Regions from separate parts of the Homo sapiens genome. Here all the other regions are linked to region 1. Evidence: chromatin loops called from intact Hi-C (ENCODE). Cell type or tissue: CD14-positive monocyte. All regions are shown on one strand. Links, peaks and the distances in the headings refer to the core of each region. The heading gives the core; the rest is flanking DNA. Region 1 overlaps PKM (pyruvate kinase M1/2). Region 2 overlaps PARP6 (poly(ADP-ribose) polymerase family member 6). Region 3 overlaps GOLGA6B (golgin A6 family member B). Region 4 overlaps CELF6 (CUGBP Elav-like family member 6).

What was found. A loop is a pair of places that touch in the nucleus more often than their neighbours do. Peaks named below come from ENCODE experiments on the same cell type or tissue, not always from the same donor. Only the 100,000 strongest peaks of a DNase experiment are listed, where the experiment ranks them.
Region 2: it touches region 1 in a loop (2.6-fold over the local background); 12 of 110 quality-filtered maps call a loop at or near these places.
Region 3: it touches region 1 in a loop (5-fold over the local background); 3 of 110 quality-filtered maps call a loop at or near these places.
Region 4: it touches region 1 in a loop (6-fold over the local background); 81 of 110 quality-filtered maps call a loop at or near these places.

The regions. Positions count from the first base shown.
Region 1 is chr15:72,196,947-72,204,825 of GRCh38, forward strand. It overlaps PKM (pyruvate kinase M1/2), which reads right to left. Exons shown (of 11, transcript NM_002654.6): 9 at 5,508-5,674; 10 at 3,528-3,709; 11 at 2,083-2,810. The coding sequence ends at 2,704. GRAMD2A (GRAM domain containing 2A) reads right to left here and starts at 841. Exons shown (of 12, transcript NM_001012642.3): 1 at 785-841. The coding sequence starts at 825. RefSeq lists an enhancer at 279-458 and a silencer at 569-988. In CD14-positive monocyte, for the core only: CTCF peaks have their summits at 2,929 (motif pointing right) and 3,128; a DNase peak (open chromatin) is centred at 2,945; H3K27ac peaks cover 2,932 bases; H3K27me3 peaks cover 1,290 bases.
Region 2 is chr15:72,244,896-72,252,774 of GRCh38, forward strand. It overlaps PARP6 (poly(ADP-ribose) polymerase family member 6), which reads right to left. Exons shown (of 24, transcript NM_001323532.2): 17 at 6,312-6,360; 18 at 5,950-6,059; 19 at 5,125-5,197; 20 at 4,350-4,419. Among named protein-coding and RNA genes, the nearest start is that of PKM, 18 kb to the left of the region's middle. In CD14-positive monocyte, for the core only: no CTCF peak of the experiment used is centred there; a DNase peak (open chromatin) is centred at 4,686; H3K27ac peaks cover 1,675 bases.
Region 3 is chr15:72,667,774-72,675,652 of GRCh38, forward strand. It overlaps GOLGA6B (golgin A6 family member B), which reads left to right. Exons shown (of 18, transcript NM_018652.5): 18 at 1-1,826. Among named protein-coding and RNA genes, the nearest start is that of HIGD2B, 14 kb to the right of the region's middle. RefSeq lists enhancers at 2,985-3,962, 3,341-3,390. In CD14-positive monocyte, for the core only: CTCF peaks have their summits at 3,278 (motif pointing left) and 3,480; a DNase peak (open chromatin) is centred at 3,258; H3K4me3 peaks cover 414 bases; H3K27me3 peaks cover 226 bases.
Region 4 is chr15:72,281,147-72,289,025 of GRCh38, forward strand. It overlaps CELF6 (CUGBP Elav-like family member 6), which reads right to left. Exons shown (of 13, transcript NM_052840.5): 9 at 7,722-7,784; 10 at 7,392-7,472; 11 at 7,162-7,305; 12 at 6,091-6,246; 13 at 3,581-5,196. The coding sequence ends at 6,119. LOC105370887 (a long non-coding RNA gene) reads left to right here. Exons shown (of 2, transcript XR_932440.3): 2 at 1,949-2,045. Among named protein-coding and RNA genes, the nearest start is that of PARP6, 13 kb to the left of the region's middle. In CD14-positive monocyte, for the core only: CTCF peaks have their summits at 4,936 (motif pointing left) and 5,135; a DNase peak (open chromatin) is centred at 4,985.

The DNA of each region.
Region 1 (7,879 bases), core at 1,046-6,045:
CCGACCTTAGGCTGTGCGGCTTGGAACCTGGACCGGGGCAGGAATTGACAGGTTCCCCCAAACAATGTCACTCCCAGGACCCTAAGACCTCAAGCAGCAGAAACCACAATTCTGGATGTTACGTGCAGCGCCAGCTCCTGTCTGCCCTGCCTCCTTATCCCTTTCTCCCAGGGCGACTTTGGACCAGGTCTCGAGGCCGGGAGACCGGCCCCAGCCCGCCCGACCGGGATGGGCCTGGCGCCCGGGGGAGGCCGCGTCGTGCTGAGACAGCTCCGAGCTGCCTCCCCGCAGCCGCGGGCCGCTACAATACGGATTCGGCGGCGAGAGGAAACAGTCTGGCCCTCCAGGGGACGCAGGGAAATCCAACCTTTGGGTCGGGGGCAATTAGGACTGGGAGTCGATACCGCGGGCAACGAATGATGAATGAATAAATGAAAGGATGAACAGAGTGGCGAGGCGGAGATGGGCCATGCGGGGCGTCCCGAGGAGGGTGCCCTTCCTTGCCCCGATGCTGCCGGGACCGTCCCTCATCCCCCAGGTCGCAGCAGACTCAGCCAAGACACCCGGTCCTAGTGCGAACACCTCGCGGGCCCCGGGAGACGCCTGGGCGCGCGGTGCAGCTCTGGCCCGGAGCCCGCATTCCGGCGGCCGGGAAGTGCCTGCCCCGTGGGCAGAACGCGCCGAGTTGCCGCGGCCCCAGGAGCCGTCCTGCCCCGCGCGGCAGCAGCCCCTCGCGGCGGCCTCCGGAACCCCCGAGACCGGCCCCCGGGCCGCAACCCCTTACCCGCCCTCCTCGGTGGCCTCGCTCCGGCTTAAAGCGGTCATCCCGGCGCCTGCACCCAGCGCCCCGACCGCGCGCCGGGACCCAGCGCCCGCCGGACCCCGCCCGCCCCGTCGAGAGCCCGCCCCGCCCGCCCGCCCATTGGCGGGTCGCGCGGGCCGGGCACAGCCCATTGGCCGTTCCTCCCCCTCATTCCCCAGCTTCCCCAGCTTCTCTCCTTCCCCACCTTCCCCAGGTGGGGCTCCAAGCTCTGAGCAGATCCTAGCGCTCGGTTCCCCGGACTGGGAGGTCCCGGAGGCCAGGGCCTGGCGCGGCACCTCCTGTCCCTCACGTCGAGGGTATTGTGTCCCCTCTGGACGCTTCTGTCGTCCTAGTCTTGCGGCTTGGGTCCCTCTGCAGGAACCAATTCCGGCCCCTCTCCAACCTAACCCTTCCCAACATAGAGCTCCGGATAAGTTTCAATTTTACCGTCAGTGGGGAACACCAAAGGGGATATTGAACACCATGGTCTGACAGCCAAGTCACCACCACGAACCCGGGAGCCAGGATGCTCCCACGCACTTTTGCCGGAGTTAACATTGCAGTTTCTCCAAGGAAATACACTTTTGGAGGAGTCTGCAAAGGGGCTGAAGGTGGACACAAATCAAAGGCAGGGAAGCAGAGGCACGTGCGCTCAGTGTGACAATGAGCTTTTGCCTGGCCTGCAGGCCCTTTCCTCTTCCATCCCCACCAGGACACTTGGTCCTTGGGAGTGTGGTCAGGGGAGAGGAAAAGCGCAGGCCAGATTTGGTCCCATTCCCAACTCTCTCCCCCAGCCCTTTGGCACTACAGCATCATGGTGGGAGGGCACCAGCAAACAGGAGGGGTCCCAAGGGGAGCCTAGGTCCACAACTGAGGACCTGGGAGCCAAACCCAGTCTCAGGCGCCCAGAGCTGACTCCTCCTACAGCCCCCATAAGGGATACGCTAATGCAGGAAGACCAAAGTGGAAGAACCATGGCCAAGGCCACTTTGCAATTTGGGTTTATCTACCAGAGTGGGAGGGAGGCCTTGTCCCTGCTCTTTCCCATCTTCGGTTCACGTAAGCCATTAAAGTCTCCCCGCAGCACTGAAGGGGGCAACCTGTAACCCTAAGATAGTAAGCTACTGCTTTCCCAGCGCCTCTGCACCAGGAGGTGGGCAGGATGGCAGGTGACACCACCATAGCTCCCACTGCGGGGCACGAGGCTGCAGCCATTCCCAGCCTGCTCAGAGGGCAGGGTTCAACCACCTCCCCCTCCCCAGCAGAAAAGAGAGGAAACAGGTGCTTCAGCTGTTGTTTATTGACATACAGGTAGGCTCTATAGCAACAGGCCTGGAGGTGCTGCAGTAGTGGGGGAAAATGGAAGGTGGAGGGTGGAGTGTTTGCTGCAGGACAGCTGAGTGGAGGGTGGGGACAGGTGCAAACTGGAGAGGCCTAGAGAGCTAGAGAAGCAAGTAAGGGCCAGGGCCAGAGTCGGCTTCAATGGAACAACAGCCCAGTGCCCTAAGGCCCCTAACTCTTGCTGGCTGTTTCTTGACCCCAAGCCAGGGTTGGGAGTCCTCTGGGCATCCATTTTTTCTAAAGGAACTGGACAGAGTACACACAGGAAAGGAAGCTGTCACCCTCTTGCCATCTGGCTCCAGGGGCCTCCAGTCCAGCATTCCTCCTTCTTCCCTTGATTGGGTGGGGCCACATGATGGGCAGCCAGGCTCTGGGCTGTCCCACTAGAGCAGGCTGCAAACACAGCCATGTTTCAGTGAGGCGTTGATCTTCTTCCCTGGTGTCCCAACCTACCAGTGCCACGTTACAGCCCAGAGTGAGTTCTACAAGCGTTGCTGGCCTAATGGATGGGCTGGGGGAAGGGGGTGGGACAGGGGCTGGAGGAGGGGCTCTGGGGTCCATCACGGCACAGGAACAACACGCATGGTGTTGGTGAAGCCGGAGCCAGGGCGCCATCCGGTCAGCACAATGACCACATCTCCCTTCTTGAAGAAGCCTCGGGCCTTGCCTGGAGGAAGAGAAGGGAGGTTGGTGAGTAAAAGCCAAGCCAGGCAGGTTTGCACCTGGGCAGCTGCCCCATAGCCTGAGTACTGAACTAGGCTGGCTGACCACTACTTCCTCACACCACAAGGTGGCACCAAACTCACAGCCCAGGCAAACAGGAGGAAGGCCCTGAAATGTCCTTATCACTCAGATGGCAGGGTTGGCAGGGACCTTTGGACATCATTCACTATCCTGGAGAGGGTGCAAAGCCTTGCCCAGGGTCAGAGCTAGCTGCTTCCTGTCATCTGATGATACCCTACCTTATACAGGGACAATGGCCACATCAGTACGTAATCTGTGTATGCCACCCCACAGCACAGGAGCTGTGGCCAATTTTATTTAAAAAAAAAACAAAAAACAAAAAAAACTCTCAGTAATGAGCAGATGCCAAAAAATGGACAATTTTGCTTTGAGCCCCAGACTAGAAGAGAAGAGGAACTGAATTGCTCAGCCCTACAACTCAAAGGACCCTTTTCCCTCCTGGCTCAGCTTAGGACTTCGGAGAATGAGAGATTCAGAATGAACATTCCCAATAAGGGAGAGGAACAGTCGCTGGGCCTTTTGCCCCACTAAGGTCTGTGTGTTCCCCTTTCTATTCCCCAAACTTTCGGGGTCCCACAGAAGCCAATGCTCAAGCATCCCCAAGCTCCTCTAGGCTCTAGCCCCTGCTCCAGCCACGTACCAACATTCATGGCAAAGTTCACCCGGAGGTCCACGTCCTCAGCCCAGGCCTCCTGGACTGGGTCCTTGCACAGCACAGGGAAGATGCCACGGTACAGGTGGGCCTGACGAGCTGTCTGGGGATTCCGGGTCACAGCAATGATGGGGGCACGTGGGCGGTATCTGGCCACCTGGTGAGCAGACCTGAGATGGGATGGGGGACATACAGAAGAGACCATTACACGAGGCCCCAGGAAGTACCCTCAGGGCGTTCAAACAGCTCACCCTCTCATCCAGCTCACTGAGGGCTCTGGCCTCTTCAACATCTGCTCCCTAGGACCCCTCCCGAGGCTCGGGCAGCCCCTCATCCTATATCCCCCACAGCATGCTAGGTTACCATTTGCCCTCTACCCCCATTCCACAGGCCAAGGGCTCAGGATCACCTTGACCCAGCAAGATCAGCCTCACCCACTTACCCCACACAGCCCATGGTTGGCAGAACCCCTCCTACACCCTGAACTCTGACACAGAGAGGCAGCCCTGGCCCAATGTCACCAGCACCCATTCCTCTCGCTGCCAATGACAGTGACAAGCCAAGCAGCACGTGACTAGCACCTGACTCTTGACATCTGCAAGGAGCAGTAGCAGAGCTGACCAGCCCCCTGGGAATCAACATCAGGCTTCTCTACTTTTGTGCCCTCTCCCTGCCCCACATGGCCCCTAGCTCCTGAAACAGTCCCAGCAACTGGGCTATAAAGGCCCAGAATCAAATCTGAGTATCTAGATGAGGCTTAGAAATCTAGGTGCTACTCAGCAGGCAAGAACAGGAAATGGGAGTGTTGCTGCAGGAGCAGCTCTGCCTGCCAAAGCTCCTTTGGAAGGCAGGGGACCCTTCTAAAGCCCCTCTGCCAGGCACTTTCTTGAACACTGACACTGCACACTTGTAGCTGCAGCTGTGTCTCAGGAGCTGGGGAGGGGCACCAGAAGGGAAGTTATGAGGACACTCAACAGGTGTCAGGGAAACTTAAGCCACATCACAGCAGAGAAGTCCCTGCACTTCACGCTTGGCCTCTATGCAAGGCCTTCAGAGGGAAGCAATTGCTGAAGCCAGGACCAGCTGAGTGAAACCCCAGAAGACTAGAGCTTAAAATAGCCAAACAGCAAGAACTGGACCTTTTAAGAAAGGTCAACCCTACGGGTTGGAGCTGTTCAGCCAAGAGTGGGAGGCTGGAGCCCTCTGCTGAGGGCATCTGCACAGAGCTTGTGTCCTGGTTCTCTGGGCTGCCCACGCCCATCTGCTGCTCCTCAGTGCATGGGCACTGCCTGTTTGCTCCCCTCTTCCAGGAAACCCTTGCTGCCCTGTGGACAGGGACAAGGAGCATACTCCCTAACTAGGAGAGTGAAGGACATTAACTCAATGTCCTGGGCCAAGGAAGGGATCCCAAGTTGGAGGCCCAGCATAGGCCACACAGTCCTCAGCCTGGCTGCCAGGCCCCACAGAATGTCAGCCAAGATAGCACAGCAACCTCTCCTGAGCTGGAACCCAATTTGTCTTTAGGGCTCAAAAACAGCAGGGACTAGTGTGCCAAATGGAGGCACAGTAAACAGCATTTAAATAAATTCATTTCCCAACTGAAATTTTTAAAGAGCACATAGTAACTGGAATAAGCAAAAGTGGTTATCTTTTACAATTTTAGAGGACTAAATTTTCAATATCAAATAACCATTTGTAGTCAGCCTGTGCACTGTTATGTAATAAATCTCCAGCATAAATTTGCTTTTGATCCAAATGTTCTGACATTCCTTATGAGTGCTACCTAGAGTCCTTTGGGCCCAGGGAAGGGGCTCTGCTCAATCCTTCCCTGCAGGCCCAAGGTGGCAGGCAGAGGGGTCTTACCTTGGCTCAGTGCCACCTGAGCATTGTTCAATGGACTGCTCCCAGGACCCCCAAGGTGAGGTACCACTGAGCAGGGCATTCCAGGGAGCCGCTGCCGCCTCCTACCTGCCAGACTTGGTGAGGACGATTATGGCCCCACTGCAGCACTTGAAGGAGGCCTCCACGGCACCCACGGCGGTGGCTTCTGTGGGGTCGCTGGTAATGGGCGCCAGGCGGCGGAGTTCCTCAAATAATTGCAAGTGGTAGATGGCAGCCTCTGCCTCACGGGCAATCTAGGGGAGCAACATCCGTCCAGAGGGACGAGAGGGGGACAGAGCTTTGTCAGAGCTTTGTCACAAAAGGAGAGGGAGGGGAAGAGTCACCGGACAGCTGGTGAGGAACATGTTCCTGGGAACAAAGGCCAAGAGGAGCCCAATCACTGGAGATTCTGAGCTGAGCCAAGATCAAGACTCCACAGAAACCAGTCCTTCACCAAGTGCCTGTGACATCTACTGTGCCTACTGAGCCACAGGACCCTTTGGTCCTGCCCTGCCATGACCTCCCTGGCGGTGTTCCTACAGACGAGAAGAGGCTCTGTGCCCAGATGCCAGGTTGGGCCTGGCTGTCTTCTCCTAGAGCAGGTGGAGCAAGAGGCTGGTTATCCTAACAGTGTTACCTGCCCTTAGGGCCCTACCTGCCAGACTCCGTCAGAACTATCAAAGCTGCTGCTAAACACTTATAAGAAGCCTCCACGCTGCCCATGGCCATGGCTTCCATGAGGTCTGTGGAGTGACTTGAGGCTCGCACAAGTTCTTCAAACAGCTTGCGGTGGAACATGGCTGCCTCAGCCTCACGAGCTATCTGTAAGGTTTAGGGGAAGAGGGGGCAAGGAAGAGGGAAGGAGGAGGAAAAAAACGAGACACAACACATGGGAAGACAGAATGGGGAATTTATCAGAGAGGAAGGTAACCTTAGGTTAATTGGCTAAATCTGTCCTTCAGGCAGATGCAGAGGTAGGGTGATGAAAGTCCAACTGCTTCAGGAGGTGCTGCCACTTCCCCTCCAATACAGGGGAAATTGGCTCTTCCCTTCTGGAAGGATTTTTTCATTGGGGGTGGAGGGAGACAATCTGGCAGTAGGCTCTAGCACCCTGGCATGAAAACATGCCCAGGCTGGGCCCAGGCCACTCCCTGGCAGAGGACTTGACCACGCTGCCTCATGACATAGCTTACAGGAAGGAACAGGCCCTCCCTCCTCACATGGCTGGTTGATTAGGCAGGCTCCTGCCCAGCCTCCATGCATGCATGGAGTGAGCGCTCACTTGGCTTCAGGCACGGGGATGCACTGAGCCTTTCCAATGGCCTGCCATGGCAACAGATTGAGCAGCGCTGGAAAGCTGGGATCAAAGCCAAAGCAAGGCAGCTCAACTGAGTTTGAAGCAGGAGAACAGAAAACGTGGGCTAACTTGTGAGAGGCACACTGAACAGCCATGTGAAGAGACAGATGCCTGTGGAAGCATGCAGATATATTTAATAAGACACTTGATTAAAATCTAATAATTAAAACAGTCATGAGAAAGCCACTGAGTTATTTATAGATCACTTGCTCAGATAAGACCAAGAATCAGAAAGACAATGTAAGCTTTAGAGGATTATAATGCAATCACCAGCATCTCAGTAAATGATGGGTGAGGGAAGAATCGGTAATACCCCCTCATCAATTTCACAGTAGAAGCAGATGTGTGGCAGGATGTACTAGGTTAAAGGTATTCTTTCTGTAAGAACGGAATGCATGCAGCCCAGAGGACAGGGGACATGAACAGGAAACAGAGCCATACCTGGTACTGCTCTTAGTTATGGGTCATAAACTGCATCAGTTAGACACAGGAGAAAGCAGTGAACAGTTAATGGAAGGAACTGTTGGCCAGTGTTAACTGGTGACACAGAAAGGAAAGGTCTAGCCACCTGGAGGGGCAGCTACAGCCTAGCCCAGACCTGTAACTTATCTTCTGAGCAGTGCCATGCAATCCAAACCTTGCAGCCCTAAAGTATCTATCTGTTCATAGGAAACACCAGGGTATGGAAGAAAGGATATGGAATTTAGACCCTGAGCCTGAATCTTAGTCTCTGACCCCACTGACAGGCTCCAAATGGAGACCTGTTCTCATCTCCTGCTAGACAGAGCATGATGTTGCAGGAGAGAAGACTGGCTTTGGAGGCAGTAGACCTAGATTCAAACCCAGGCTTTATTGGCCATATAACCCTCATCTATAAATGGAGGTAATGGGAGTTAGGAAGATTACATCCATGTACACAGAGACTTATCAGACACTTAATAATAACAGCAATGAATATTTAATGCTAAGGCTATAATTAAACATATCTAATCCATTTTACAGATGAGGTCTTAAGAGGTTAAATGACTTGCCCAAAGACACATTCAAGTCCCCACATTCTATGCAGTGATTTCATGGTTCAGTATATCTAAGTCAAGATCAG
Region 2 (7,879 bases), core at 1,613-6,612, 49 kb after region 1:
GTTCCACATGGCTGGGGAGGCCTCACAATCATGGTGGAAGGCAAGGAGGAGCAAGTCACATCTTAAATGGATGGTGGCAGCCAAAGAGAGAGCTTGTGCAGCAAAACTCCCCCTTATAGAACTATCAGATCTCATGAGACTTATTCACTATGACAAGAACAGCACTGGAAAAACCTGCCCCCATGGGCCAGGCACAGTGGCTCACACCTATAATCCCAGCACTTTGGGAGGCCAAGGCAGGCGGATCACGAGGTCAGGAGATCGAGACCATCCTGGCTAACATGGTGAAACCCCACTTCTACTAAAAATACAAAAAAATCAGCTGGGCGTGGTGGTGGGCGCCTGTAGTCCCAGCTACTCGGGAGGCTGAGGCAGGAGAATGGCGTGAACCCGGGAGGTAGAGCTTGCAGTGAGCTGAGACCGCGCCACTGCACTCCAGCCTGGGCGATAGAGTGAGACTCTGTCTCAAAAAACAAAACAAAACAAAACAAAAACAAATAAAAACCTGCCCCCATGATTCAGTTACCTCCCGCTGGGTCCCTTCCACAACACATGGGAATTCAAGATGAGATCTGGGTGGAGACACAGCCAAACCGTATCATATAGTGATAACAACAATGGCCTAGAAATTAGGAGACCTGGATTGCAGCCCTATCTCTGCTACTCATAGCTGTGTGACCATAAGAAAATCATTTAACTTTTCTGTATATCAGCTTTCTTATCTGTAAAGTAATAAGGGATTAAATTAGATGATCTCTAACTCCAATAGTAAAATTCAACTGCATTTTGTATCTATAATCAATTACCCTTTGAGAGAGGGAGATGAAAGGTGTCTATGATATCTTTATGTAATCGGTTAAGTGATGAAGAAAGACGAGAGGTCAACAGAGATTTCTGGCTTCATCTGGTAACTAAAGGTATTTAGGCACTTGGTAGTAAACAAAGGCCAGGGGGAGAAAAGAGAAAGAAAGGGAGGGCATAGGGAGAAAACAGAAAAGAAGAATCTCAGTGGGCACCAAGAACCATGAGAATCTCACTACTCGGAAAGACAAAAGAACTTAATCAGAGGGATGCTTAGGCTGAGACAAAGATAAAAAGTGAAGAATCCAGACAAATCAAAAAGACTATTCCAACCCTAACCCCACTTTGGATGCCAGGCACACAGAGTAAGATTCACTCATATATTCAATAAATATGTGTTGGTCACTTGCCCTGTGTGGATTAATCATAATCTTTGTTTCATAACACATTATTGTTTTGTTTTGTTTTTTTGAGACGGAGTCTCACTCTGTTGCCCAGGCTAGAGTGCAGTGGCACGATCTCAGCTCACTGCAACCTCCGCCTCCCAGGTTCAAGTGATTCTTCTGCCTCAGCCTCCCGAGTAGCTGGGACTACAGATGTTTGCCACCATGTCCAGCTAATTTTTCTATTTTTAGTAGAGACAGGGTTTCACCATGTTGGTCAGGCTGGTCTCGAACTCCCAACCTCGTGATCCACCTGCTTTGGCCTCCCAAAGTGCTGGGATTACAGGTGTGAGCCACCATGCCCAGCCTCATTATTATTTTTTAATAAGACAATGAATACCCAGAGACCCAATCAAAGAACTAAATTCTAAACCTAAAACATTACCAGTGACTTACATCTAACTATATGCCTCCCTTTGGAGGTAATCACTATCCTGCAATTTGAGTTATTATTCTTTTGTTTTTTCTTTTTCCTTTAGTTTTCACACACACACACATAATACACATATATATGCCTAAACAATGTTTAATTTTGTTTGCTTTTGAACAATATAAAAAAGGCATCACAGTCTCACTCTGTCTTCTGGGACTTCCCTCTTCTTATTGAACATATTTATTATTATTTTTTTTTTTGAGATGGAGTCTTGCTCTGTTACCCAGGCTGGAGTGCAATGGCGCAGTCTCACCTCACTGCAACCTCCGCCTCCCAGATTCAAACGATTCTCCTGCCTCAGCCTCCTGAGTATCTAGGATTACAGGCATGTGCCACCACGCCTGGCTAATTTTCTTTGTATTTTTAGTAGAGATGGGGCTTCTCCCTGTTGGTCAGGCTGGTCTCAAACTCCCAACCTCAGGTGATCTCCCTGCCTTGGCCTCCCAAAGTGCTGGGATTACAGGCGTGAGCCACTGCGCCCAGCCAAAAAGTACACTTTTATTACTAATCTTTTGTGGTTATATGTGCTGCAAATGTCTTCTGTCGGTTTGTAGCCTGTCTCTTCACTTTCTTTAGGGTGTCTTCTGAAGAATATAAGTTTTAAATTTTTTTTCTTTTTTGAGACAGGGTCTCGCTCTACTGCCCAAGCTGGAGTGCAGTGACATGATCATGGCTCACTGCAGCTTCAACCTCCTGGGCTCAGTGATCTTCCTGCCTCAGCCTCCTGACCAGCTAGGACTTACAGGCACGCACTGCCAGACCTGGTTATTTTTATTTTTTTGCAGAGATGGGGTATTGCCATGTTGCCCAGGCTGGTCTTGAACTCCTGAGCTCAAGCAATCATCCCACGTCAGCCTCCCAGTGTTGGGATTACAGGTGTGAGCCACTGTGCCCAGCCAGAAGTTTTTAATTTTAATATAGTCAAATTTATCAATCTTTTATGATTTGTAATTCCATTTTTTCTATTCTCTGGAAGACTTTAGATAAAACTAAAATAATTTGTTCCTTGAAAGTTTAAGATTAATTTGTAAAACCATCTGGGCTTGGTGAGGTTTATTTTGTGTGTGGAAATTTTTACACAATTTCTATTTCTTTTATAGTATTATGATTATACAGGCTATTTCTTGTCAGATTTGTTATCTTTTTCTAGAAATTTATCCATTTTATCAAAGTTTTTAAATTATTAGCATAGTGTAGGTAACTCTCTTATTACTTTTTATTTTTTTTTTAGGCAGAGTCTTGCTTTGTTGTCTAGGCTGGAGTGCACTGGTTTGATCTTGGCTGACTGCAGCCTCTGCCTCCTGGGTTCAAGCGATTCTCCTGCCTCAGCCTCTCGAGTAGGTGCATGCCACCATGCCTGGCTAATTTTTCTATTTTTAGTAGAGACAGGATTTCACCATGTTGGCCAGGCTGGTCTTGAACTCCTGACCTCAAGTGATCTGCCCACATCAGCCTCCCAAAGTACTGGGATTACACGTGTGAGCCACCGTGCCCCGCCTTATTACCTTTTTAAATTCTGCTTATCTATAGTTGTACTGCTTTTTTTGGTCATTATATTATTTAATTGTGTCCTTTTTCTCTTAATCTAACCAGGGTTTATCTGTTCTGTTAGTTCTTTGAAATCATCTTTGGACTTTTTTGGTACTATCTATTGTACCTATTTTTATTTCACAGGTGTTAGTTCTTACCTGTATTATCTCCTTTTTTCTATTTTGTTTGGTTTATTCTGTTGTTAGAGATGTTTTTAGGCCTCTGATTCTGGCACTTTCTTTTTTCTTTTTTTTTTTGAGACGGGGTCTCCCTCTGTCAACCAGGCTGGTGTGCAGTGGTGCAATCTCAGCTCACTGCAACCTCCGCCTCCCGGGTTCAAGCGATTCTCCTGCCTCAGCCTCCTGATGGCACTACATTTTCTGATCTTTGTAACAGTTACAAATTACTACAGGATATCAAGTAATAATCTATTAAGAATCTAGCACAATCCCCTTCATGTAGTGAACATGCAACTACATGGTGACTATACCTTGTACAGAGACTACATCAAACAAGCACAAAAGCAGACTGAAAATGAACTAAGACATAAGCCAGGAAGACTGAGAGAACTCTAAATCAGATTTCCTTTTCTGAGCTTGACTCATCTCCTGATTAGAATCTGGACCTCATCTTTAGAATAAAATGCTTTATCTTGCATTCAATGTGACTAACATAATAGTGTAAGATTATAGACAGTTTAAATTTTAAAAGATGGTTGAGAGAGAGAACAGTGTCTCTAGAAATATAAGCCAATGGAAAGGACGCAAGCCTTCAGGCCTTCAGATGTTTTCACATGTAAACTTACATGTACAAGTATACACAAACACAATCTATAATTGCCAACACCAAACGTGTTCTACAAAAAGCCTTGTTATGTCCCTGTTATTCCTCCACCCATTCCCAGGGCCAAGCCCCTGCTATGAATAAAACCATCATTTTTAACAATAACTGGCCTCACCTTGTAAAGAATCTAAATTTCTAATAAGAAAATGTAGAGAGAGAGAGAATATGTATCCATGATCGGGGAGAGAGCTGACACAGACCAAGTATCCATAATGAGGGAGGAACAGACAGCACAAATCATGTATTCACAAATGGAGGCAATGTAAATAGAGTCAAGGTGGCCACAGAATATTTCTTACCTGAGTATCCAAAGGAAATACTGGAGATGGGGCTCAGGTAGATGCCTTTGCCATAGGCTGCTCCATGCAGCTTGCAGGGAAACACCAGGATGAGTAATATGAGCCTGGGCCCTCCCATGGCTATTTATTAGGCAGCAGCAAGGCTTATCCAGCCCTCTGTCCCTCCTTCTACCTTCTCATTCAAGTAACCCTAAGCACCTATTCTCGGAAAGCCAACTGGCTGAAAAGTGGATGCAGGTTAACCTGCTTGCCTATGAAGTGCTACATACTGACACATTCGAGAGTGGGAAATGGTAGAACCACTGAGTCAGTCCCTCAGCATTCATTTTCCTGTCTCCAGGCCTTGGTACATATGCAGATTCCAAAAAAGAGGAACTACAGAACGGGTAGCCAGAAGGAGGGCCAATACACACTCCCTGGAGTCTCTCAGGGCATAGAAAAAGTCTCCCATATCTACTCCTTGAATGAATAGCCACATAAATTGAAAAGCTCTAATAGATTAATTCATCACAGTGGCTACAATCAGCAATTCCATATTCCTGCTTACAGGTACATTCCCATTCCCCAAACCACCAAAAAAACGCAGACTGAGATCAAATACACAACAGCCACGTTCTCTATTCATACAGTTCTAACTTCCTCTCTAGGGAACTCCACAAGACAGGTTAGGCTTGAGGACACTGAGGCAAAAACAGCTTACTCTAGAGCAGCCTTCCACAAAACTGAGTAGGGAAGGGAGCGGTTAGAAATAAAGGAGAAAGGGGCACAGCCTCACCTGCAGTTTGGTGTAGGATGCATTGACCAGCCCATTGCGCAGGATCGAATGCCAGTTCTCAATGTGGGACCCACTGTAAGGCAGGGTAGAATACATGTCTCCTTATGATATGAGGTTCCCAGGAACACTCCCAAGACTGCCATTCCCACCCATTCTCACCCACACAGGACATGAAGATGGACAGGTACACCTAGTGATGGACATGCACATGGATACAGTCACAGGCATGCAAGATGTGTGTGTGTGGTTAAACTCTACGTCTCTATTTCCAGTCCCATCCTCTCTTCGGTGCTTCAGCTACTCCCATCCTAAATCCTCAACTGCTGGTTCAGTATTTTTATTTGCCCATTATCCTGACATTTCAAATTCAATAAATTCATCTGAAAATCAACAAATTTATCACTGACCCCAAATATGGCTTCCAGTTCTGACTTCATGTTCTATTTTAAGAAAAGGGTACTACCACTCCCTATAAGTTCTCTTTAATACCTCTCTTTCTCTTTCCCTCCTCTCAAAATTAGGCATAAATTGTGGATTTTTCCATCAAAGTAGCTTTCAGATCTGTTCTCTCCAATCTATTTCTTCAGCCACATCTTTTCACATGTAAATGTCATTTTTCCTCAACTACATCATAAATAGTTTGAGAATAAAGACCACATTATATGTACCTTTTTGTCCTCTATAGCACCTACCACAATAGCATTTAGTAAGTATCTGCTGACTGGTTGATGGACACATGTAACACAAACTCATATCTCAAGGGCATCCTTCTTGCTCATCCCCGCCCCCTCACCACCCCCACTGCCCAGCCCCCAGCCTCCTCACTGGAAGGCAAAGGTGCTGCCATAGAGCTTCTTGGCGGTCCGGAACCGAGCCTCCTTGGCAGGAGGGCTGCTCAGCAGGAGGAACTGGTGTGAGGTGTGCATGAACTTCAGCTGCTGCCCAGGGTGGGGGTGGAATCAGGAAAACAGAGCAGAAATCGAGATCAGGGAGGGAAGGGTTGGGGATAGGGGAAAAAATCAGGCTTGCATTAACCCCACACAAGGGAAATATGCTAAGGCCCAAAGACTAAGTTGATGGACAGAGCAATGTAGGCAGATCTAGGACCAATATGGTTAGCTGGCTTCCAGCCCCTCCCTGCCCCTCACCAGAAATTTAAAGCATTTAGAGGGAGAATGGTCACTTACCCTGCTGAGAGGTAGTTTGACAATGTGTGACCTGTTGCTAGAGATGATCCTGGGAAGAAACAGAAAAAAATAAAAAGGATAGAATAATTATGTATTTAAGCTATCCTTTCTGAACAAGCCAGTCTTCCTCTGCCTTTGGGAGAATAAACAAGGATTCCTGGGCTGTCCAAATTGTGTGAAATGTCAAGGTCACTATCTGGATATTCCTGTGGGTGATAGTGCTTATGAATAAAAAGGTAAAAAGGAAGGTAGTGACCAGACACAAGCTAATTATTGGGGAGTTAAACAATGGATGAAAAAAAAAAAGGGGTGGGAGGAGTGCTGCTACAAGTAGGGAGTAAAAAGGGTAGAACAAAAGGAAGAGCACAGAGGTCACCTACAAAAAAAGAAAAGAAAAAACAGCAAGAGGTCTGAATTAGAATGGTGACAACTTATACCTGGGATTTAGACTCAGATTCAGACCTGGGCTCAGAAGCCATCCTTCCTTAGCTTAAGAGAAAACATGAAAGCTCTCAGGAATGGGGAGAAACGGAGAGAAAGTTACTGTCTAGGCTGGAAAAAGAAACAGAAGAAACTAGAATGAACTTCCTTAGGAGTCAAGGACAGACTAAGCTCTATACAGGCTGAACACAGAAGATAGAAGAGAACAGACATAAAACACTGAGGGCTCAGCAAGAGAGCACTATCTCCCATGTGGATACAGTTTGCTGTTGTCTTTGTTTTTTGTGCCTCATCTATGTACCTGTGATGCCACCTCAGATGGTCTATGCCTGGTTATTCCTCAGGCTAAGAGGGAGAAAGCTGTTGCACTGAGGAAGTACTGAAGGCTGACTAGGAAGAGGGAGGCAAACTAAAAAGGGAAAGCTATGTCAGGAAAACAATAGAAATTGAGATCAGGAATGGATGGCAGCAGGGACAGTCAAAATCTTGGCTAGGAGAAGAGCACAGCAATAGTGCCTCAAGGCTCTGGACATTCTATATCATCAAGGAGGCCCAGAGACAGGGCAAGGGGATAGCAGGAGGAGACAGACGTCTCTGGATGCAAAGAAAACTTAGTTGAAATTAACAGTGTTAATTTCTACATGCAAAGGACACAAAAACCTATTGGTGGTGACTATAGTTAGTAACAATGTGTAATATTCTTCAAAATCACTGTGGTAGATTTTAAGTGTTCTCGCCACAAAAAATACATACGCGAGATAATGCATATGCTTATTAGCTCTACTGAACCATTCTGCAATGTACACATATTTCAAAACATCATGTTGTACACAATACATGTAATTTTTTTTTTTTGAGACGGAGTTTCGCTCTTGTTGCCCAGGCTGGAGTGTAATGGAGCAATCTCAGCTCACGGCAACCTCCGCCTCCCGGGTTCAAGCGATTCTCCTGCCTCAGCCTCCCGAGTAGCTGGGACTACAGGCATGGGCCACCATGCCCAGCTGATTTTGTATTTTTAGTAGAAATGGGGTTTCTCCATGTTGGTCAGGCTGGTCTCGAACTCCCAACCTCAGGTGATCCGCCCGCCTCGGCCTCCCAAAGTATTGGGATCACAGGTGTGAGCCACT
Region 3 (7,879 bases), core at 979-5,978, 470 kb after region 1:
ATGCAACTTAAAATGTTTACAAGCTGCAGTGCAATCTAATGTTTGCGAATGTCCAAGTATTATGAGAAAAAGTGTCTATACAATGACAGACTTACGTTTCCTCACAAAGTTCTTCACAAAGAGTGAAATATGTTTTTATACCTCTCAGTTTCAGTTAGAGGCATATTTTGTGCCATATTTATGTTAATGTGCCTATACGTGATGAGTGAATTATTTCAGTCATACATTGCCTAAATCATAACTTTAAGATGCTTGGGAAAGAATCAACAGCTAAAAGTTCATGAAGTTCTAATGTCTGTGTTCCAAAATACGTCACAGTATTAGGATGCAGGGAGAGATGTGTGTGCGCTCCCTGGGGTGGGCATTTCTAGTTACTAGACCATCTCCATTTTTAGCATTTGGCATCCTCATGATACTTTTATACATATGACGTTAATAGGAGAGCAATAATACGATTTTACAGATGGAATAACAGATGTGCCTGCATTCAGTGAAAGAGTGCAAATATTAAGTCCTTGTGACTTCAACTGACTCTTCCAAATTGTATGAATTTATCAATGTATTAGATAAACTCAGTTCCAGAATTATAAAGAAAAACTGTTAGACCAACGAATGTGGCTAATTAACAGTAGGACGATTTCTAGCCCGAGGGTTTAAAATGGACTTCAAGTCCTGTTCTTGCCTTTTATTTTCTGAACTTGCCACTTTTGCATTCTTTGAGTTCAGTTTAAAGACAGTTTGAGTCCAATTTAGACCCTCGGGCTAGAAATCATACCACTGTTAATTAGCCACCTTATTTGGTCTAACAGTTTTTCTTTATAATTCTGAAACTGGGTTTACCTAATACATTGATAAATTATTTCAAAGGTATTTTTATAGTTCAAATCACTTCACTTTTACCCTGATAAATATAAATGACTAGGAATGATCTTCAGCTAGCCTTTAGCACCTGCAACCAATCGGACAATAATGTGTTCATCAGGTACCTGTGGATTAAATCACACACCGGCATATTTAAGCTGAATGTCAGTCTGGAAAATGAATGTACTATATTAACTGAAATACCACTCTTTGTGTAGGTATTCTGTCATATATTTAAGAAAAATTAAATAGCATGTAAATCATATAACAACAACTTAAGTCTTTCTTCAAAGTGCATGTGGTCCTTTGCAATACCTCATTCAGCCAAGTATTTGTTCTCTTCCTCATTCAGTTTAAGGCAGCTTTCAATTTGCTTAGAAGGCAACATTAGAAGGGTAGAGTTTAATCAGAAACATAGAATTTTAAAGTGTGGGTTCAACTGAATAAATTTGAATTTCTGTAGGAAGTAAAGAATTAAAAATCTATTTAAAGATTGCAATATATAATCATTTTTAAAGTATTTGTTTAACCTGATGGGTTTTCCAGAAATGAAAACAAGTCAGTTCTAAAACCAAAGCTGATATTTAGAAAATGTGAAAATGTAAATCAGCCCTATCCATAATATAGTTTCTCTAAAACTTTATCTTAAAGAGTCATTTTAAAAGAATATAACTATTCATAAGTGTAACTGCTATCTTAATGTTTTGAAATAAGTTAAAACACTTTAAAATATGAATACTGTAGTTTGAAAGAAAGAAACTGGGGGAAGGAAAAGTAGAGAAAGAAATGCCAATTCCAATGCAAGGCTTTATTTGCCAAGTTTTCTTAGAATGACTTTTACCAGTTTATGAATTCTTGTAAACAGAATGTATAATAGAAATACTGAAACACTGTTGCCTAAAGTGGCATTGTTGACTGCTACTGTGATGCTACTGTAATGTAATAAATTATTAAATGGTTGCAAAGTGCTGTTTTTGCCTTAAAATTTTGTGTGTCTTGAAAACTATAGTATTACAGGTATTGAGACTGTGCAAATGCTGGGCACGCTTGGCATGAGATAATCAGTTTTTATTTTTACAAAATTGTAATTAACTATGCAAGTGTGTTTATTAAAAGAATACAAACTAAAAAGAAGTTATGGGATTTAGAAAATGTTGTAGGATGAAAAAGTTATGGGATAAAAAATGTGGAAAAGTCGTGGCAAAAAAAGTTGTGAAAAAAGTATTTAAAGTTTTATGAAAAGTTTAAAAAAAGTATTATGAAAAAGAAGTTACGGGATTAAAAAATAAGTCATGGGATATAAATAAAAATAAATAAAAGCAGGCCTCTGTCAGCATAAGCCTGGAGAAGTGGGGCTGGAGTCTCTGCCGCCATCGTGTCCCTACCATCCCTTCCTACCCCTTTATCATTAGGGTAGCAAGACAAGACCCCTGTCTAATGGGGGGAGACAAACAGACCCTTTGCCACCTTGACCAGGGCTGAGTCCTTAAATTTCTGGATGATGATGATTGTTATTTAAGAGCCAGAGGCTGGTGGAGTCGGTTTGTTTGGAGGCGGCCTGATGGCCTCCCTACCCTCACCAAAGCAACTTTTCCCTCAGGGGGCTCCCATCTTCTTATTCAGAGAGGCAGCTGAGGCAGGGACAATGGGGCTAACTGTAGAGCAGGTGAGGGCACGGGCTGCTGGGAAGGCCCCAGTGTACATATAGTATCTGTGTAACATTTTGTATATTCCAGGGGGTAGGGCCACCCCCTGTATCGTACCTAGCAGAGGTTGGAGCTGGCATATGAGGAGGAGGTTCTAATCATTATTTGTGGCTGGGAAACTTATTTATTGATAGCATGGGGCAGAGGAAGGAGGCGGGGATGGGGTTGTGGCTCCCTGGTGATGCGACTCCTGTTTATTTTGCCTTTCATTTTGGAATAAATGGATTTAGCCATACTGCTCAGCCTGGTGTGTTCCTTTTTCCCTCACTGGGTCCTGGAGTTTGTGCCACTGAATGAGGAGCCCCAGAGTTGTCTGAGCATGTCCAGCTGGGCTGTTGGTGACCTTCCAGGCCTGTTACCTTTATGCTGCCTAGTGACACCTGGTGGATTTCATTGGGACTGCCATGGCGCCTATGGGGCACAGTCCAGCCCTGACAGCCAACAGGCTCAGAAGCCTGATCTAGCGGTGGCCGGGAAGACAGATACTAGCACCCAAGGGCACTGACTTCCATTCACCCCAGGAGTCTTCCATTCCGTCCCCCTCCCTCCTTCTCCTGTCTGCACTGGGTGGCCTGTTCTGTCTGTCCCTCCAGTGCACCTGGTGACCTGTTCTGTCTGTCCCTCCAGAGTGCCAGCTGCCCTGCAGGCTCCTCGAGGCTGAGTTCATGGCCCTGCCCCTAGTGGCCAGAGCCGGCTTCACAGGATAACAGCCAGCTAAGCTCCAGGGGCTTTCCAGGAAAAGTGTCCCTTGAAAAGGGTGTGGCTTTTTCACTGCTCCCAACAGCACCCTAGAAATGGCTTGGCCTTTTCCCTCCCCTGAGTTCCAAAAAGAACACAGCCAGCAGAGGACACATTCCCTGACATACGAGGGACTGGAAGACTGGTAGAGATGTCAGGTCACAGGCTGCCAGCACAGCACCCCCATGATTGGCCACGGGAGTGCTGGAGGAATGGTGGGGGTTGGCTGTCCACTGGCTGGGCATGACAGGGAGACTCACTGGAGGTGGTGCACTTTGGAGGGGCGATGTCAGGGATGTATTTGGGTCTCAGTAAAGAGATCTGTTCTTTTTAAATTTCTGCATCTAGTTGCCTATACGCGATGATGACACATAGCAACTTATTTTTTACTTTCTAAAGACAGGATATCATGCAAAGAGATCAAGCTGCCCTTCTATAAATATAACTCAATTGCCTTCCAGCCATAGGCTGCATGCTTCAAGTTGTTTTCAGAAATAAGAAATGGGTTGAGCTGAACCACTTATAGCCTTACATGGAGAGTTCCCACTGTGACCTGTAGCACATGTGAATTGACTTGCTTAATGTATGAAACCAATGGAAATGAGATGAAAAGTCCTATTCTCATGCAAGCCCGTTGGGTTATGCAGAGACACAGTAGCAGAGACACAGCCCTAACTACAGCCTGCCCTCCGGAAAACATGTGTCTGTTCATATGGAAATGACACAAGTCTAGTGCTTGTCTGAAAGTCATGCAGCAAAACAAAAAAAGTCTCTGCAAAACCGGGGAGAGTTTTTTACAATGACTTTAACTTTGAGGGTGCTCTTTAGCAGAGGCTTTTGATAAAGGAAGAATTCTATCAACCAGGATCACTGAGGAGGAATGAATTTATAACTACTCTTTTTAAGGCTAGAAGAGACCTTAATTAAATTCCTTCTATTTACAAAGGAGGGAACTGAAGTCCAGAAATGACAAAAGGTTTGGCAGCTTTAGAAATAAGGCAACATTGAGTTTCAGTATTCTAAACTTTTGGAAAGTGGTAAAAATGAAGGATATTGAACAAAAAATACTAGTTGTTTTTTTTCTATCTTGTTCAGTTAGTGTCAACATGCTGTAAGTTTTCATAATTTTTTTTTTTTTGAGATGGAGTTTGACTCTTGTTGCCCAGGCTGGAGTACAATGGTGCGATCTCAGCTCACTGCAACCTCCGCCTCCTGGGTTCAAGCGATTCTCATGCCTCAGCCTCCTGAGTAGCTAGGATTACAGGCATGCACCACCACGCCTGGCTAATTTTGTATTTTTTAAATAGATAGGGTTTCTTCATGTTGATCAGGCTGGTCTTGAACTCTCAACCTCAGGTGATCCACCTGCCTCAGCCTCCCAAAGTGCTGGGATTACAGGCGTGAGCCACTGTGCCCAGCCTATTTTTTTTTTTTTTTTTGAGACGGAGTCTTGCTCTGTTGCCCAGGCTGGAGTGCAGTGACGCAATCTTGGCTCACTGCAACCTCTGCCTCACAGGTTCAAGAAATTCTCCTGCCTCAGCCTCCCGAGTAGCTGGGACTACAGGCGTACACTGCCACGCCCGGCTAATTTTTTTTTGTATTTTAGTAGAGACGGGGTTTGACTGTGTGGCCCAGGCTGGTCTCAAACTCCTGAGTTTAGGCAATCCACCCACCTCAGCCTCGCAAAGTGCTAGGATTACAGGCATGAGCCACCGCACCCTGCCTGGTTAATTTTTATGATAATAAAAATATTCTCATAAAATTTGGGAAATTCCAAAACCTATGGAGAAGAAAATTTAAATTATTCATCATCCCACAATTTATTCATTTGCTTATTTGAGCAACAAATAAAAGTGCACACCTTATTAAGAGCAGGGCATGTTCCAAGACTGACTATCCAGAAATGATTGATAGCCTCTAACTGATTCCCTTCCAACCCATTTCTCAGTGCACTACTACTAATAATTTTAAAATCAGATTATTTAGTTTTGAAATCTCCTTTTCACCTAATATATCATAAGCCTTTTCCCAGGTTATCAAATAATATTCCAAGCTATGATTTTAACAGCTGCATAACGTCACATCATATAAATTTACACTGATTTATTAAACCATTGTACTTGGGACATAATAAGATGATCAATTTTTCAATATTATAAATAATGTTGCATGTAACATTCTTTGGCCACATGCCTGATTATCTTTGAAAACTTCCCTAGAATTCAGATTGTTAGATCAAAGCCTTAAATATTTTTAAGGTCTTAAATACACAATACTCAACTGCTTTCTTGAAAGACTGTAATAGTTTTACTTCTACCAGCTACAAGAGTGTCTTTCAGTCATGCAACAAAGCCCACACCTCAAAACAATGAGTATTAGCTTTAAAAAAGTCATTGTCAACTGAGTTCAAATGGTTTTTCCTTTAATTTGCAGTTCTTACTTGGCAATGGTTAAGTCAAACTTTCCAAAAAAAACTTTGTTCTCTTTTTTCATAAATTATATATGCATGCTTTTTGTCATTTTCTATGGAACTGTTAACATTTCTTCTTAGCATTCTAGTCTTAATATTTCTCAGTGAGGGATTTTTCTGACTGCATTCTGAGATCTAGGCTCCTGGCTGGGGCAGCAAGAGGTGGGATGGAGAAAGGGCGGGGAGTCAGAGTCAGGCTTGTTCTCTTAGTCCTTCCACAATCACCAAGGTGTGACCTGGGCCAACTCTTGGTATCTCTGGGCTTCAGTTTCCTCCTCTGTAAATAGAAGGGTCTTAATTAAGGTCCCTTCCAGTCGTATAAAAGGGAGTTAGAGATCCGTAGTTTCAAAGCTTCTTTCACTATCATGATTTGTGATCAGCTTTGAAGGAGGTAGTGCTAGTGGGTAAACATCAAACCATAAGCTTGTTTGCCAGTTCTAACCTACCACTACCACCTACCACTGAGAAAATCATTTCAAGGCTCTTAGTTTCCTGATCTGTAAATGGAAACCTCGTTTTACAGATTTGTTGTAAAAATTATGTGAAATAATAGAAATCAGGCCAGGTGCGGTGGCTCACACCTGTAATCCCAGCACTTTGGGAGGCTGAGGCGGGTGGATCACCTGAGGTTGGGAGTTTGAGACCAGCCTGACCAACATGGAGAAACCCTATGTGTACTAAAAATGCAAAATTAGCCGGGCATGGTGGCGCATGCCTGTAATTCCATCTACTTGGGAGGCTGAGGCAGGAGAATTGCTTGAACTCAGGAGGTGGAGGTTGCAGTGAGCCGAGATCATGCCATTGCACTCCATCCTGGGCAATAAAAGTAAACTCCATCTCAAAAATAATAATAATAATAGAAATCAAAGTGTATAGAGCATAATATACCACAGACAGGCAGGATGCAGTGGCTCCTGCCTGTAATCCCAGCACTTTGGGAGGCCGAGGCGGGTGGATCATCTGAGGTCAGCAGTTCGAGACCAGCCTGGCCAACATGGTGAAACCCCGTCTCTACTAAAAATACAAAAATTAGCTGGGCATGGTGGTGAGTGACTGTAATCCCAGCTACTTGGGAGGCTGAGGCAGGAGAATAGCTTGAACCTGGGAGGTGGAGGCTGCAGTGAGCTGAGATCGTGCCATTGCACTCCAGCCTGGGCGACAAGAACAAAACTCTGTCTGAAAAAGGAAGAAAGAAAGGAAGGAAGGAAGGAAGGAAGGAAGGAAGGAAAGAAGGAAGGAAGGAAGGAGAGAGAGAGAGAGAGAAAGAAAGAAACAAAGAAAGAAAGAAAGAAACAAAGAAAGAGGGAAGGAAGGAAGGAGACCATATTCATACTAGTAGCTGCTTATGACTAATAGAAGTAAGGATGAGGATTAGAAGGGATTTCAACTTTATAATACATTCTTTCCTTTATATAATAATAATGAAAAAGACAGCCAGTCACAGTAGCTCATGCCTGTAACCCTAGTGCTTTGGCTAAGGTGGGAGGATCATTTGAGCTCAGGAATTTGAGACCAGCCTGGGCCACCGAGCAAGACTCCATCTCTACAAAAACTTTAAAACAATTAGCCATGTATGGTAGCCTGTGCCTCTAGTCCCAGCTACTAGGGAGGCTAAGGCAAGAAAATCATGTCAGCCCAGGATGTCGAGGCTGCAGTGAGCTATGCTAGTGCCACTGCACCTGCACTCCAGCCTGGGTGACAGAGTGAGACCTTGTCTCCCTTTTAAAAAAAAATGAAGCAAATATAACAAAATATTAACAACAGTCAGTGTTGATTCTGTGGTAGGAACATAGTTGTTTGCAAGATCATGCTCTGTACTTTTCCGTATCTTAAAAAATTTCCTGGCCAGGTGCGGTGGCTCATGCCTGTAATCCCAGCACTTAGGGAGGCCAAGGCAGGCTAATCACGAGGTCAGGAGTTTGAGATCATCCTGGCCAACATGGTGAAACCCCGTCTCTACTAAAGATACAAAAAATTAGCCGGGCGTGATGGCGCGTATCTGTAATCCCAGCTACTCGGGAGACTGAGGCAGGAGAATTGCTTGAATCTGGGAGGCAGAGGTTGCAGTGAGCCGACATTGTGCCATTGCACTTCGGCCTGGGCA
Region 4 (7,879 bases), core at 2,880-7,879, 86 kb after region 1:
CTAGAAGGGCAGCTGAATGGCCCACATTGCCTCTTAGCTCCCTGAACTCATGCAGTTTCTTCCAAATAATACAGGGCTGTGTAACATAATTGTGCAAATATACTGGCCATGAATGAGGCTCAGAGGCCAGAAACAGCCTGTGAGTCCCTGCTGGGTTTGGCTATGTCATGATGGAGGCAAGTGCAATCAGGACAGTGGCTGCTCAAAGATTACAGCCCAAGCTGGAAAGGATCAAGTGAGATTCTGTGATCTCCACATCATAGCACCCTCTTTTGGAAGGTATTACATGCATGTTCTGCTCCACTGAGGCCAGGGTGAGCCCCCAGGTCTGGTCAGAGGACATAGCAGAACCAGAGCTGCTTCAAGGTCAGAGGTCACCAGTCCTATCTCAGACCAGAGGACTTTTCTCCCTACATCCAAGACACCCAGATTGCATCCAGCGAGAGAAATTCATTCTAGGGGATCTGCTGGAGGCTGAAGACTCTGCCCAGAGCCCCTAAGTTCTAGAGGTTGTAAGAGGGCCCCCAAAATTCAGTGTCAACTGAGAGACTCCCCTGAGGAGTCTTTCGATTGTGTGGCCTCAATGTAATAATGGGCCATGGCCAGAGTTGGAGGAGTAGAGCAAGCTGCAGGTTGCTGGTCCAAGAGTGCTTGACTGGTTGCTTCCATCCTGTCCTATGCATCTCCTTGGGGCTTGAGGCCTAGGAGCCAGTACTGCTCAGGTATTTTGAATATCTGGTCAAGACCAAGGTCACTGGAGCGTGAGTCAGCCAAGTGTTGAATGAGTAATCTCTCTTTGGGGGTAGTGAGCAGATTAAGGTTGACTTACCACTATAGACAGACCATTATGGAAGCCACAAAGCTGAGAGGTAGGGGAATGGCTAAAGTGTGACCTCTTGCTAAGACGAAGAAATCACATGAGCTAGGATTGAAACTCATGGAGCAGGACATTATCAAGGATTCCTCATGATGGTTACCAGCTCAAAGAAAGCCCACGAATCAGAGAATCCTCACAACTGACAAACAAAGATCTGGGAATGCTTAATCTCTACGTCAATCTTTAAATCCAAAACTGGCTGGGCACGGTGGCTCACACCTGTAATCCCAGCACTTTGGGAGGTCAAGGGAGATGTACCACTTGAGGCCAGGAGTTCAAGACCAGCCCGACCAACATGGCGAAACCCTGTCTCTACTAAAAATATAAAAATTAGCCAGGTGTGGTGGTGGGCATTTGTAATCCCAGCTACTCAGGAGGCTGAGGCATGAGAATCACTTGAACCCAGGAGGCAGAGGTTGTAGTGAGCTGAGATCACGCCACTGCACTCCAGCCTGGGCAACAGAGGAAGACTGTCTCAATAAATAACTCAAAACCATGTCAAAAGGGAAGTGGGATGCTTCAGTTCCAAAGGTCCATCCTCTCAGGGATGTCCATAAACAACAATGGACAAAGGAGATATGTCCCAGTGGAAAGGACCAAAAACAATAGGTTTTGTTGGCCAAGAAATTCACTCCACTGTCCAGAAGGATGTGTTATATGCTGTAGATTAGTGACCATTGTATTCTCTTCTCCCTATTCCAAATGGAAGGTTTTTAAATAACTGTTATAGCGAGGTGCAGTGACATGCACCTGTAGTCCCAGCTAGTCAGGAGGCTGAGGTGAGAGGATCAGTTGAGCCTAGGAGTTCAAATCTAGCCTGGGCAACATAGCAAGACCCCATCTTAATTTAAAAAAAAAGAATTAAAAATTATTCAGTGGTGTGTATTTGTATTCCCAGCTTCTCAGGAGGCTGAGGCAGGAGAATTGCTTGAGCCCAGCAGTTCAGGTCCAGCCTGGACAGCATTAGCAAGGCCCCATCTCTTTAAAACAAATTGTGATCTTCTTTTTCTCCTTATTTCACATTGGTTATAGGGCAAGTATGGGGTAGCTAAGTTTATCTTTTACCTATAGATGGCAAAATCTTAAGAAGTCATATCCAGACCTGAGCAAGAATTGCCCATCACCAAGGGACCCTGGACTGAGGACTCAATAAAGCAACTGGATGTAATTCTGTTTTATCTCCCCTTGGGAAATAGGTGAATGTGGTTTTTGTTGGGTCTATGATTATTGCATTGTCAGGCAGGCACATTTTTGAAATTGTATGTTTGTCAAGAAAAGTATAGGTGGATGCAATAAAGGGTGGGATATAGTGGGTGCATTTCATTTATCTGCCCATCATCTCTTCCTTAGGGACCCATTTCTCCCCTTCCACACAGTCCTGATGAAGTTGTCAATTATGGTGGCCTACTCTTCTATCCTAGTGGTGGGCATGTGTCCAAAGCTGGCCAAAGTCCTCCCTGGGATTTTAGAACTAGAACTAATGAGGCCAACATATGGAAGGAAGCAGAGCCAAGAGATGGAGACATCATCCTTTGAACCCCTAGATCCAGCCATGCTTCAAGGCAGATACATGCTTTGATTTATCAGTTATGTAAATCAATTAATTTCCAATTGGCCTAAACATGTTTGAGTTGGGTTTTTGACACTTGCAACTGAAAAGGTCCAGACTAATACATGCACACAGAGAGACACAAACACCATATTGTTCAAGCTCATCAGACATTATATAAGTCTTCCATGATCTTACCAGGGGTCAGCAAACTTTTTGTCTAAAGGACAAGATAGATAGATATTTTAGGCTGTGTGGGCCATATGTGGTCTCCGTTTCACTTTCTTGTTTTGTTTTGACGACCCTTCAAAAATGTAAAAAAAATTATTAGTTTGGTAGTTCATACAAAAATAGGCCACAGGCCAGATTTGGCCCACAAGCCATAGTTTGCCAACCCCTGATCTAGACCATGTCAAACCCTGAAGCTTTGGAATCACACAGTCTGCCAGTCCTTAGCCCATACTCTAAAGTATGAAGCCAGATATTTTAAATGTCATTTTGGTTCAAGTGTCTTGACATGACTTGGTAATGGTAAGGTTCAGGGTAGAGTTAGGAACGGGAAAAGGGTCTTATCTTGTGCCCATTATCTGCCATATAACAGGTACTGAATAAATGGTAATTATTATTATTTCTTGGTAATAAAGATAATTTTTCAAAATGATGCAGCTGTCTAAATGGCTTTGTCCAAATGTCCCAGTTCATCCTTGAAGACTTTTCCCCTTCTTAATCTCCTTCAGAAAGTATTTCACAGACCTCCCCCACCAATAAAGTCTGAACTAGGTACTCTCATTCTTGCTAGCACAGACCTTCTATGGCCCTCCATTGTAACTGGATTATTTGTCTCTCTTTCCCCTTAACTCTGAGTACTTTGAACATACCTGAGCCCCGACACGTAGCACAGTGCTTAGCACCTAGCCTGAGGGGACTCTCTGCTTCCATGTGAATATTAGTTTGAGGGTGCGGGTACTGTGTGTCTCTATTTGTGTCTAGGGTGGTCACTCTAGGTGTCAGCATTGTGCTGGTGCACATACACCCTCTGGTTCTTCCCTCGGTTGGAAAATATTTGTGGATGTCCATCACACCTTACCTGGTAATATTACTGCCAGATCTATGTTTCATTCCCATTCCCTCCAAAAATGAGTCGAAGACAGAAGAACAGGTGGGAACAAGTTTTCTTAGAAACTGTTATGAAGGAGGAGCCCTCCACCCCCACCCCCACATCTTTTACTATCTGACATGTTATCAGATCAGAGGCCTTCAGCCTCAGCAACATCTGGGGATTAGAGGGACCCCACACAGCTGGGGCCTCAGACCAAGCTGATCCATGCCTGTGGGGTGGAGGGGAAATCCTCCTGGGAAAAATATGTGCAAGGCCCTACAGGCCCAGGAAAGGCTGACCAAGGCAAGGTGAGTCATGGTGTTCTAAGCTGAATCTTTTGCCCATCTCACAGAAGCAGGCAGGAAGCACCACCATTGATCAGCTTTATATGGCACCCACTGTATACAACAGACAGACAAAGACAGACAGACAGAGCACACACCACTTCTAAGCTCAACACTGCTCACCAACTAGAAGCACCTCGGTTAAGCACATGTGAGACACTCTTGCATAGGAAAGATGTAGTTTTTAAAGGAATGAAGAAGTATTTTGGCAAAACATCTACTTCCCTCCCAGGTCTGGGGTAAAGAGGGACCTCTAATTCTGAAGCTTCTACATATTGAAAAATTTCCCCTTCTCAATGGCAGTATATACAGTAGCAAACCTTCCAAGTCTGTTGTCACAGCCCTCTACAGATATCCTGAATCTACTTTACAGGTGGGCAAACTTAGACTAAGAGACAGAAGGTAGCCTGGAGCAAGGGGACACTGGGACTGGTTCAAGGGGAAGGGAAACAGGAGGTGTCTCAGCTCAGCCAAAGGCAGGGCCTCTGTCTACCTGGATTGGCAAGGGAAAGGCTCAGGTGGCCAGAACTCCCTCTTTCTTCCCGCCTGGGGAAGCAGTGGTTCCACAGGAAAGGCAATCCCACTCTTGCTGGCTAGGGGGCCTCCCGGGATGGCAAAGGCCAGGGCCAACCTGAGCTCTGCCTGGGGCCTCTTCTGGGATGCACTCTGAGTTTGGGGATTGTGGATTGTGGGTTCACTGCTTCCATAACGTTCTCATTACCTGCATGTGAGCCTAGACCTCAAATCCTTAATTATTTTTAAAAGGGCAGGGTGGGGGAGTGGCTTAAGAGGGAATGAGACACAGAACAATCTTTCCACAGCCCCCATCTGCCTAGGCTGGGGCTGTCAAGGGTCTCCTTCACCCTGTCTCCTAGGGATATTTAAAGGCAGCTTTTATGAGACTCTATACTGTCTTTTTTTGTAGTTGTTTGTCTTGTTTTTTGTTTGTTTGTTTCTTTGTTTTAATTTATATAGATATATATATTCTTAAAAAAGCAATAGTCCTTTGGTCCCTAAACTCTAAGGAATGATATGATTTTGAAAGAAGTAAATCTGGGCTTCCCTTGCGGAGAAGCCCTTGGCACCCCCAACGCCCTCTGCTGGTTCCCCTGGACAGTCACTCCTCACCAGCCCTATTTGCTCTGCCAGCCTGCGCTCTATGCTGCAGGCACAGAACAACCCACTTGATAAAAACAATCCTTAGAGTGGCCTTAGCCCCAGGCACCAGCCTTGGGTCCGATCCACCTCCGTCCGCAGCTGCTCCTTCGGGAAGGGCTGCTCAAGCGTTTCTGTGCTTTTCCTCTCCTTTCTTCTCACTCTTCTGTTTCTGTTGTTGTGTATTAATTGATAAGGAGAGATAGGGGGGAAAAGGCAAGAATCACCTTGGAGGGCAAGACCAGAAGAGCAGCTTGCCCCCATGAGTGACGTCTCAGGTGAGTGGCTGGACCTCTCTTCCTGAGGAGTAGGGCTGCAGCAGGACCCAGGCAGCAGCCCCGTCCACTGAAGCCAGACTTGAGTCCTGAGCAAAAGACCCCAACCCCACATCCCCTCTAGAAGGTTCCTGGGGTAGCTCAAAGTGAGGCAGGGCCATGTGGGCCTTCTGAGACAGAAAATCTCTAAAAGTTGCAGGCAGCATCCTATGGACCCATGACCTTGCCAAAAATGTAGAAGAACTTGGCCCATCTTTCTCCCCATCACCCACCAGGCCCTGCAGATTCTACCTCTGAAGCATGTTTGCTTCTCTTCCTCCATCTCCATGTTCACTGCCACTATCTCAGCCCTTACTTCTAGTCCTTTCTCTGCTTAAGCTCCTCAACAGTTCATTCTCATCTTCAGGATAAAGTCCAAACTCATGGCCTGAAGACCCTTGAAAACTGGCCCAAAGCTACTTTTCTAGTCTCATTTTCCAGTCTCCTGGACCCTCCCCGCATACAGGTTCTCTACTCTCATTGGCTGTCTCTGGAGTAGAACTGCTTCTCCAGGCAGAAAGACTCTGATTGTCTCTCCTAGACTGCGGGGCAGGAATGTTGTCCAATTGATCTCCTTGGATTGAAGGAAAAGCAAAGTCTCCATCTGAGGTTTCCTCCTAGCTCCTGGCTCTTCTCTCTATCCCAGACTTTCTCAGAGGTGGGTGCCTCCAAGGTCCCAAAAGGAGGACCATCAAAGCTGGGAGGGCCTCATCACTCAGGCCTCATCTACCTGGGGTCCATCAGGGACTCACCTTTCTGTGGCTGGTCAGTGAAAGCAGGTCAGTAAGGCCGGTTGGCATCCTTGGGCCGCTTTAGCTGGACCTTGAGCCTCTTCATGCCAATTTGAAAGCCATTCATCGCCTGAATAGCAGTCTGGGCACTAGTTGGATTGTCAAAACTAACAAACCCTGGAGGGTGTGGGCAAAGAGATTAGCTGGGGACTCTGCCTAGCAGGGCCTCCTTTCTCTCTGACCAGCCCCCTCCTCTTCCAGCCCCGTCAGGCCAGTTCCATCAAACACATACCCCTCCACTGTTTGTGTGGATACAGAGTCATAGGCAGATGGCCTGAGATTCCTAAAGGTGTGATTCTTGGAAGGATAGGAAGCAACTCTGAGTGTGTGTGCAGGGTCAGTGTGTTGATTTGGATGTTTCCGTGTTTTTCCTGGCATGGGTTGGCTTTCTCCCTCCACAGCTCCCATTCTGGTCCTCAGAACCATAGTTGGAGTTGGAGGGGATCTTTGGTCTCAGAACCAGACTCCTCCTGCCCTGGCCAGACTCCAAAGCTCTGACCTAGCTGGCCACATTCCTGGTGGACACATGATCATCCCAGGTAAACCTGAAATAAAGCTCGTTCTTTTTTTTTTTTTTTGAGATGGAGTCTTGCTCTGGGGCCCAGGCTGGAGTGTGCAGTGGTGCCATCACAATTCACTGCAAACTTTCCCTCTCGGATTCAAGAAATTCTCCTGCCTCAGCCTCCTGAGTAGCTGGGATTACAGGCACCCATCACCACGCCCAGCTAATTTTTGTATTTTTAGTGGAGACGGGATTTCGCCATGTTGGCCAGGCTAGTCCCAAACTCCTGACCTCAAGTGATTCACCTGCCCTGGCCTCCCAAAGTGCTAGGATTACAGGCGTGAGCCACCATGCCCGGCCAAGGCTTGTTGTTGGCCTAAACTTAGGCCCATCACTGGTTTGTGACCCTGTTTTGTGCCATACATTCAATCTCAGGAAATCACTGCATTATGGAAGGGCAATCGTAGGGTCTGTAGGAAATCCTTTATAGTCAGAGGTGGGAGAGGCCTAGGGGTAGGTTCTCAGCTCACCAAAACACTTGCTCTGGTTGGTGGCTCGATCCACAAAGACTTTAGCAGAGACAACGGCTCCAAAGGGCAGGAATGTCTGTATGAGTTCCGCATCACCAAACTCCTGAGGCAGGTGATAGATGAAGAGGTTACAGCCTTCGGGGCCTGGAGGAACAGTAGCAAGCTGGTTCAGGGGAAGGACCCTGAGTCCAGCCCCACCAGGTTCTGCTGTCCAGCCCCCAGTCCCTCACCTTCTCTCTGCTGCTGGGGCAGGGCTGAAGGCTGCTGGGGAAAAGCTGTGCTCACTGGGGCATAGGCCGACGGATAGGCTGCTGGAGACAGAGGTGGGAGTGGACAGTGATCCCCAGGAGCCCTTCCCCAAGCAGGGCCCCAACTGCCTGGCCGCTTTTGACCAATTCAGCCCAGTCCACCATAACCCTCACCCCAAGAGAGGTCGTTCTGGGGGTAGGAGGGGATGGGAGGATCAACTCCTTGGAACAGAGCCTAAATCCCCCACAACTCTCCCTATTTCTTTCTAGGGCCCTTCAACCTCCCCCAGGCCGCGTAGCGCCAAGTGAAACCTGCGTAGTGGTGCATCCCAGCGTAGGCCTGCTGCAGGGGGTCAGCCACGCCGGGGCTCTGGGCTGGGGAGAGAGGGGCGCGAGGCCCACAGTGAAGGCAAGCGGGCGAGCAGAGTGGGTGAGAAGCTCAGGGAGTGTGGGAGGTGGACGGCGGCTGT